Regions from separate parts of the Homo sapiens genome. Here region 1 is linked to region 2. The links are chromatin contacts, found by Hi-C or POLR2A ChIA-PET in ENCODE. All regions are on one chromosome and are shown on one strand. Each heading gives the region's core, a stretch centred on a gene start or an enhancer-like site at or near the end of the contact. The rest is flanking DNA. Distances are from core to core; before and after follow the strand shown. Region 1 overlaps CD44 (CD44 molecule (IN blood group)). Region 2 overlaps SLC1A2 (solute carrier family 1 member 2).

Evidence for each region. Hi-C counts contacts between places; a loop is a spot of excess contacts on that map. ChIA-PET counts read pairs that join two places held with the same protein, here RNA polymerase II (POLR2A). Pooled maps may share reads with other maps.
Region 1: a pooled map shows a loop between it and region 2 (2.9-fold over the local background). The contact joins two enhancer-like sites. A Hi-C loop is called at or near these places in 5 of 168 maps with a recorded cell type or tissue (CD8-positive, alpha-beta T cell, ascending aorta, naive thymus-derived CD4-positive, alpha-beta T cell and 2 more) and 9 of 50 pooled maps. POLR2A ChIA-PET finds 5 or more read pairs at or near these places in 9 of 52 experiments (AG04450, CD4-positive, alpha-beta T cell, CD4-positive, alpha-beta memory T cell and 5 more).

What each region holds. Positions count from the first base shown.
Region 1 is chr11:35,164,587-35,168,305 of GRCh38, reverse strand. The region is part of intron 1 of CD44 (CD44 molecule (IN blood group)); the gene reads right to left. Among named protein-coding and RNA genes, the nearest start is that of SNORD164, 3.5 kb to the right of the region's middle. RefSeq lists an enhancer at 2,218-2,277 and a silencer at 2,698-2,747. Within about 2 kb of position 1,610, at least 31 of the 41 ENCODE cell types and tissues checked have a DNase peak (open chromatin) inside an H3K27ac peak, as active enhancers do; they include CD4-positive, alpha-beta T cell, CD8-positive, alpha-beta T cell and natural killer cell, where a contact is called at or near this core.
Region 2 is chr11:35,255,280-35,258,884 of GRCh38, reverse strand. It overlaps SLC1A2 (solute carrier family 1 member 2), which reads left to right. Exons shown (of 11, transcript NM_004171.4): 11 at 1-3,605. Among named protein-coding and RNA genes, the nearest start is that of SLC1A2-AS1, 25 kb to the left of the region's middle. Within about 2 kb of position 1,429, at least 5 of the 41 ENCODE cell types and tissues checked have a DNase peak (open chromatin) inside an H3K27ac peak, as active enhancers do; they include CD4-positive, alpha-beta T cell, CD8-positive, alpha-beta T cell and natural killer cell, where a contact is called at or near this core.

The DNA.
Region 1 (3,719 bases), core at 361-2,860, 91 kb after region 2:
GCTGATCATTTTCCAGTGTTAAATTCCAACTTATGCACAGGTCAGACACTGAAATGACAGGAAGCCCACTTACCCTTCATGTGATTTTTTAATAAAGTGTGGAGAGGTGATCATGAAAAGAGAGCCCTAGAGAGAAGAATTTGAGCTTATTGAATATTATTTTAAGATCAGAAGTCCCTTGATTCTGGACCACAAGATAGGGGCCTTTACCAAGGCCTGGTAAGGCTTCAGTGGAACAAACTTCACTAATGGAATTTTCACTCTCTCTCCAGAGAGGAGATTCTGAAGTCTTGACCTTGACTGGCTTTCCCCAGCAGTGGGCTGACTGCTTCTCTCTGATTCTGCCTGTTGGTCTTCCCATCATACTCTTGGGAATTTAGAAAGCCCAAACCTAGTCGTAGCCCCCAGGCCTCCTGCCCTTTACAGCCTGAATGCTCTCTCTACAATTAGGCAGGGCTCTTAGGAGAGGACTCCAGGACTTGGGGTTGGCCCAGGGTTGGGTCACCAAGGACACAGGCTGTCCTTGTGACATTACGAGATGTCTGCAGCCAAACCCAAAAATCTAGACTGACCAAGCTAAGGCTCCAGGTTGATGTAGCTGGAACATAGCTCTCTGGGTGGACTGCACCCAAAGTGATTGAGCTCCTGGGAGTCAACCACACACAAACCACTTGGGCAGCCAGAAGCACTGGTAAGCTCTCCAAATTTTTTATTTTTACAGTGTTTATCATTAAAAAGCCAGGATTCTATTTCTGTCCTCTGATTTGCTGAGCTCATGTCCAAAACAGATTGCACAACTAATAAATCTTACTGAGCTGGTTCTGATCAGAAGTAGGAAGGGAAAAGGACAAGGTTTTGTTGTTTTAAAGCATTATTGTTAATTGGATTATCTATTTTTAAAGCCAGGAGGCACAATGGGAAGCTTCTAACCAATTTCTCTTGTGACACAGGAGAAAATAAAATCAAGGATAGCCGAGTATGGTCCTCCAGCAAGTTAAAAAACAAAACAAAACAAACAAAAAACAAAAACAAAAACACACACACACACACACAAAACTCAGTGGTTCATAATTGCAGATTTCTGACTCCTACACCAGTGCTGTTGCTACTGATCTATCTTTCATAAGAGGTCTGAGCAAGCTGCTCTCAAAAAAGCCACAACTCACTGTCTTAATAGGACACGAAGAAGTCATTTTCTTCTTCATTTGTTCGAAGGCTTCAAAGCCCAGAAGTTTTCATCTGGGAGTCTTTCTAGCTATTGTGCCCTCTGCTGCCCCCCAGGCCTGCCAGTCTAGAAGGCTGGCACATCACTCGCCCCCATCTCCTGATGCCCATGTGATGGGCTCCTGGTGAAAGGGTGTATTGTTTAGCATCCACTTCTGAATGAGGCCAGAATCACACTTGGTGGCCGAATCGCCTTTGGCTGCCCAGTGCAGACCATGAGTCTTGAGTGACTCAGTCTCTCCCGGAATTGCCCTGGAGGCAGATGAGGGTTTAATGAGCAGAGAAAACAGTCATGCACAATCATACCCAGAGAATTTCCTCCAGAATGTGCCCTGGGTTGCTTTCAACTGAGCTATTCATCACTTGGCACTTAGAAATGCAAGGCACCCCAACGTCTTGGCGCCTGGCTGGACCCCCTGATTTCTCTGCCTTTTTTCCGTGGAGCCTGGAGCCTGTCATGGCAGTCAACGCTGAACCAACATGGAGGGGCCTGTCACATTGGAGAAGAATCCCAAGGGTTCTCCTAGCTGTTACCCTGGCCCTTCAGCCAAGGCCACCAAATGATCAACCCAATGCACAGCCTAGAAAGCTCTTGGGTTGTTTTGAGAGTTTGGAGAACAGTACTGTCCCTGTCTCCTAATGGGATGATGGGGACTTGGAGGTGAGGGTATGGAGAACTGTTTAACCCCCCACTCCTGGTCCTGGATCCAACAGAGTCTTTCTGGCAAAAGAAAGTATATGTCCCAGAACTGTTGCTTCACTGCACCAGAATTCTGTAACACCAAGTAGTCTTTGACGAGTGCGTCTTCAGGCAGAGAAACCACAGTACCCACCCCTGTGTGTTGCCATGGTGATCAGGAAATCCTCTGGCCTCACGATCTTTGTTTTCTGCTTTTTCGGATCTTATTGATTTAGCAGATTGACTAGCACAAACCCAGGATGTGGTAAATGAAATGAAAAAAGCATCTTGGGGCCCAAATAGGGTTTTTCCTCTTGCAAGTAGAAAATAAGGTTGGGCCACTTGGTTTTGTCATTGTATTTTTTTTTCTGGGTAGTTACAATGACTGATACATCACCTAATCAATATACAGTTTCTGCTAATGTCTATAGCTGGCATTTTGTGGAACTGCTTAGCTTTAGTTTGAGGGAAGACTTTCGTAACAGTTGAGGTAGGATGAGAAACTGTTACTCATAGGTAATATCTATATTTCAGGGCTGATTCATGGGTTGCTGACATGCTGAGATAAGCCGGGGGCCCCCATCTGGGAGTGGGATGCACTGGTTCTAGCCTAAACTCTGTTAATTATAAGCTAATTATGTGACCTTGAATAACTCCCTGTAGCTCCCCCAGGCACACCTTGCCTTCCTGCCACCCAAGATGAAATAAAAAGTTATGAAATTTTGGAGCTTGGGGGATAAAAGTGAGAAGGTTGATGTGCATACCTGGGACAGTATTAAAATCTCAAAAAGCTTCTCAGAAACCTCATATGAATTAAGACACATTGGGGCTCCACCCTCAGCAGAACCGAATGGATTAAAGTACATCAGGCTTTGCTATTCTTGCCACGTAGCAGTTTCCTTCACCAATTATAAAGCACTTTCACACCCAAAAGCAGCCTGTGAGGCCCAGAGGGTAGGTACTACAGACCCATTTAAAAGGTGAAGAAACTAATGGACATAAGTTTCACAGACTCAAAGTCTTACGGAGAGTTTGGTAAACCCAGATCTCAACTCAGATTTTCCAGTTCTGCTAATTTTCCCCATTCCCCTCTGGTGCTGCCTTTTCAACTTGGGTTGTCAACAGGCAAATGGGACCAGTGGAAGCATTCAGAGAGAAGATTGATGGTTTTCAGATGTTTCTTTCTCTCCCTGACATGATGTCTTAGGCACAACCACAGTATTTCAAGTGGTTGAAAATCAAGCTGAGCTAATGGGGGCTGGAGTGAGGGTGGAAGGGCAGACCCAGAGACTCAATCTACCAGATGCTCATTCTCTTCCAGCACCCACCCTACCCCATCAATTGTTCTGGCACCCACCACAAAGCCCTAAGAGCCTTGGTGGAAAAGTCTGGAAAATACTGTGGTAGGGGCCAATCAAAGTGACGATGGCCACCACTTAGTAAGTCCTGCAATAAACCAGGGGCTCCAAAGCATTTGGAAACCTAGGAGGGTAAATCATCCCATGCAACGGACATACAAACAGATGCTCAGAGCAATTAGTACAGCTCAAAGGCTGCAGCCCAAATGAAATATATTGTGCAAAAATGCTATCCATGAGCCAGGCTTAGTATTATCATTTTTGTATTCTTCCCTTCATTATTAAGAACACAAATATCTTGCAACTTAAAGTTTTTCATAAAGATTGTCCCTTGCTCACTCTGCAGAGGAGATAGCAAAGTTTGAGTTTCCAATCCTACTCTAAGGAGACTGGGCTGGGTAAATAGTGGACTTGGCCAGATTTATACAATCAAAAACTGCAGTTAAGACTTGTTGTCT
Region 2 (3,605 bases), core at 180-2,679:
CACTGCAATGTCCACCTCTCTAGTTCAAGCGATTCTCCTGTCTCAGCCTCCCGAGTAGCTGGGACTACAGGCACATGCCACCATGCCTGGCTAATTTTTTGTATTTTTAGTACAGATGGGTTTCATTATGTTAGCCAGGATGGTCTCGATCTCCTGACCTCATGATCCACCCGCCATGGCCTCCCAAAGTGCTGGGATTACAGGCGTGAGCCACCGTGCCCGGCCAGAAAATACATTCTTTACAGCAAATGTTATAGGTTAAGGAGACAGTTCCTGGGTTTAGCTGTGAAACTGTTTAGGATTTTCTTTAAGTGGTGTTCCCAAGAGCTTTTTTCTGGTAAGTTGGAGGCTATAGGCAAAGCGTCTAGGAGCTTGTTGTTTTTTGCTATGGAAGGCCAGCTTTGGGATCTATATACATGGGCATGTTTCTCAATGGAGTGGTCACAGGATTCTCTTCTCAGAACTCTGCCTGAAACCTTTCCGGTGTGTTTTGTCTTCAACTTTTTCCTAGCTATCCTATTAGCCTGTAAATATGTCAGCAGACAATGTGTTTGGAAGAAACAAGGTGTACAACTTCACAAAGCAAGTTTTTTCTGGTCTGAGACTTACTGTGTGCAGGAAGTCTCGTGAGAATATACTTAGAAAATCACACTTATCTGGAAATTCAATAAGTCATATTAAAAATATACAATTTCTTGAACTCAGGACTAGCCTGAAAATCCAAAATGCATGTAGAGTTGACATGTTGACATATGTCTATGTCCTCTGTTTTTATTTAAGCCTCATTTATTTCTCCCTTGCCATGCCCATTTGGGATTTTCTTTGCCCAGCATATGTGCCATAAACAGAACAAATGGATCCAGGGTATACCTCTAATAACCTTTATCTAAATAGAATACATTTAACCTGTCAATTATATGTATAGATTTATCCTAATTGGTTCAACATATATATGAATGCTTGTAATAGTCTGTTACTATTTGATAATGCATAAATGTTATATTTATATACAGTTACAGCAGGCCAGAAACATACATACACTGCATCCTGTAAGGTCTGTAAATCAGGGCTTCGGCAATGCCATTTTGCTATAGACTCATTCATGTTTTTTAGGAATCAGAATCATTTCAGGAGAAAACCAACTAAGTAGACTTTAATTCTTCTCTTTCTCATTCTTGCCCTTTGAGAAACCCAAGTGGAATCATCACTTAATTACTTACTCAAATTCAATGAATCAAATCCAATCCAATCAGTGAGAAGAATAGCTTATCTTTCAAGGTAATACTTTACCTTAGATCTTTGAGGGCATGCTTCCCATACAAAGAGCATCAGAAAATCAGGGCAATCATCTAGATCTCACAGATCTTCAACATAGGACTCTAGGTTATGAGAGCTGAACCACATAGCTATCAGTTTCAGTTTTTACTTCCTATTGAGTGTGTAGAAACACAGCCTATGGTTTTGCTGTCTGCGGAAGTTACCATACCCTGTAAAAGACAAATATTTCTTTCTCCTCTCGAACCACTAGTCAGCCTGGATATTCATGAAAGCTGAAAGAAGGGGTGCCAAAATGCCTAGCTCCTGGATTTAGACTCATGGAATATGAGAAAGGCTTAGGGAAAATTCAAGTCATGGGGAGATTCCTGCTAGGTGATGCCAGGAATCTCAATGACCTGTTGATTAGAGGGTCTCTGGTCATTTCCACTTGTGTGTGGAGAAATACATCATTTGCATATGTATCTAGTCAAGAAGCCCTTTTGGAGCAAAGTGGTTGGGAAACTCATTTACTGGGTCCACCAAAGGAAACCCAATTCTGCCATGTTTTTGCAAATACTACACGTCCCTTTGCTCTCAATAGCAAAAGTGATGTTATAGTTTTTTTTACTTTTGTCAGAATCAAGGCTTCGGCCACCTGTGCAATATTTTCCCATGGAATGCAGCAGTAAATCCAAGTAGGTATATCCGTGCTCAGAGAGAATTCTCCATAGTTCTGACTCCTGAAAAACAAGTCTCATTAGCTCTCATCTAGTTTGATGACTAAAAGTGCACAGCAGTTATACCCCAGTGGAAGTGATTTTTCTCACCTAGCTGCTCTCTAACTCTTACGGCTATCTAGTTGTCTGAGCTGCTGGTTTGTTTTACTTATTCTCCAACTGAACTCATTCCAAACCAAGAAAAAGGACCAAATGAAATTTTCAGTTATTATCATACTTGCTCCTTGAATAAGAATGCTAGAGTCTGGAGGCAGAAGAAGACTAAGTTAAAAAAAAAACAGCCTGAAGGAATTCTGGAGTGAGTTTTGTAAGTCTAATTGTCAAAGAAGATAAATGGTCTCAGTATCTGTAGTAATTTCTGGTTAAGCCTAGAGGGATCACTGAGTGCCAATCCAAGCAGGTGGCACTAGAGGCAGATTGTTCTCCTAGCATAGAGTGAGTTTCCAGCTGCTCATGACACATTTTCTTATGATTTTCCCTAAAAGAAAACCAAATTTTCTACTCCACCTCTTCCTTTCCTATCATTCCACTTATTGTTGCTGCTTTGCTAACAGCCAGCTTAGTAAGCCATCACACAAGTTAGTGTGAGGCTTGGTTTTAAAATAGATAACAGAGAATCTTGATTAAATAGTATCCAACTTTGTAGCATAACACAGCTAATTCAGGCAATGACATAGAGATGATAAGAAACAACATGGTTTGGTAGAGGGAACATTTGATTTAGACTCTGCCCATTTTTAGCTGTATGACTTACATAAGTCATTTTGTGTCCAAGCCTCATTTTCTCCCATATGAAAAGTGAAGGGGTTGGATTAAATGACTAAAATCCCCTTCCAGCCCTATGAGCCCAATGTATTATGATCTCTGCTTTGTTTCCTTCTTAAGAGGCTTCCTACTATAAAATGTGACCTATTTACATTTTAAGTTGAAGTAGCCCACAATAATGAATAATCAATTTAGATTTTTCTCATCTCCTTTGGGAGAAATTAAATTCAAGCCTCTATTCATTTGATGTTTTACAACAAGCTTCAAAGTTGGCCATGTTCATTCACAGTTTGATATTTTGAGACACCAATAAAAGTTTTTTAATAAAAGTTCCCTTGACTTAAACTCACCTTCCTAATAGAAGTAGTGATTTGGCTCACGGAAAAATGTTTCCAGAGTCAACATGAGAGGACTGGATGAACCTACAGCCTCACTCAAGCTGTTGCATCATTGCTGCTGTAGCAACAGAGCCCTCTCTGAATACCCAAAACACACAATTTTCTCCAACAATTCTAATTGCCCACCCAGTATGGGAATTTGAGAGCCTTTGGTGAATAACCTTGATCACTCTTTTGAAATTTGGTACAACACTTGCACAATCACGGCAACTGTTTGTAAATATCTTTTCTTCTCCGCCAGTATGTAGACATGCACACCCATTCACAAGTAAGCCCGCAAATTCATTTTCACATTTTCCTCTTGGTTTGTTTTTATCATGGGTATCACATTGCAGGAAGAGATGCTCTAACTTACAAGAATGGAATTTTCTGACTATCATTGCCCTCTTCAAGGCCTGATTAGTTTGTAGGGTGGATGGGATACAATGCATGGTCTACAAGGTCCATG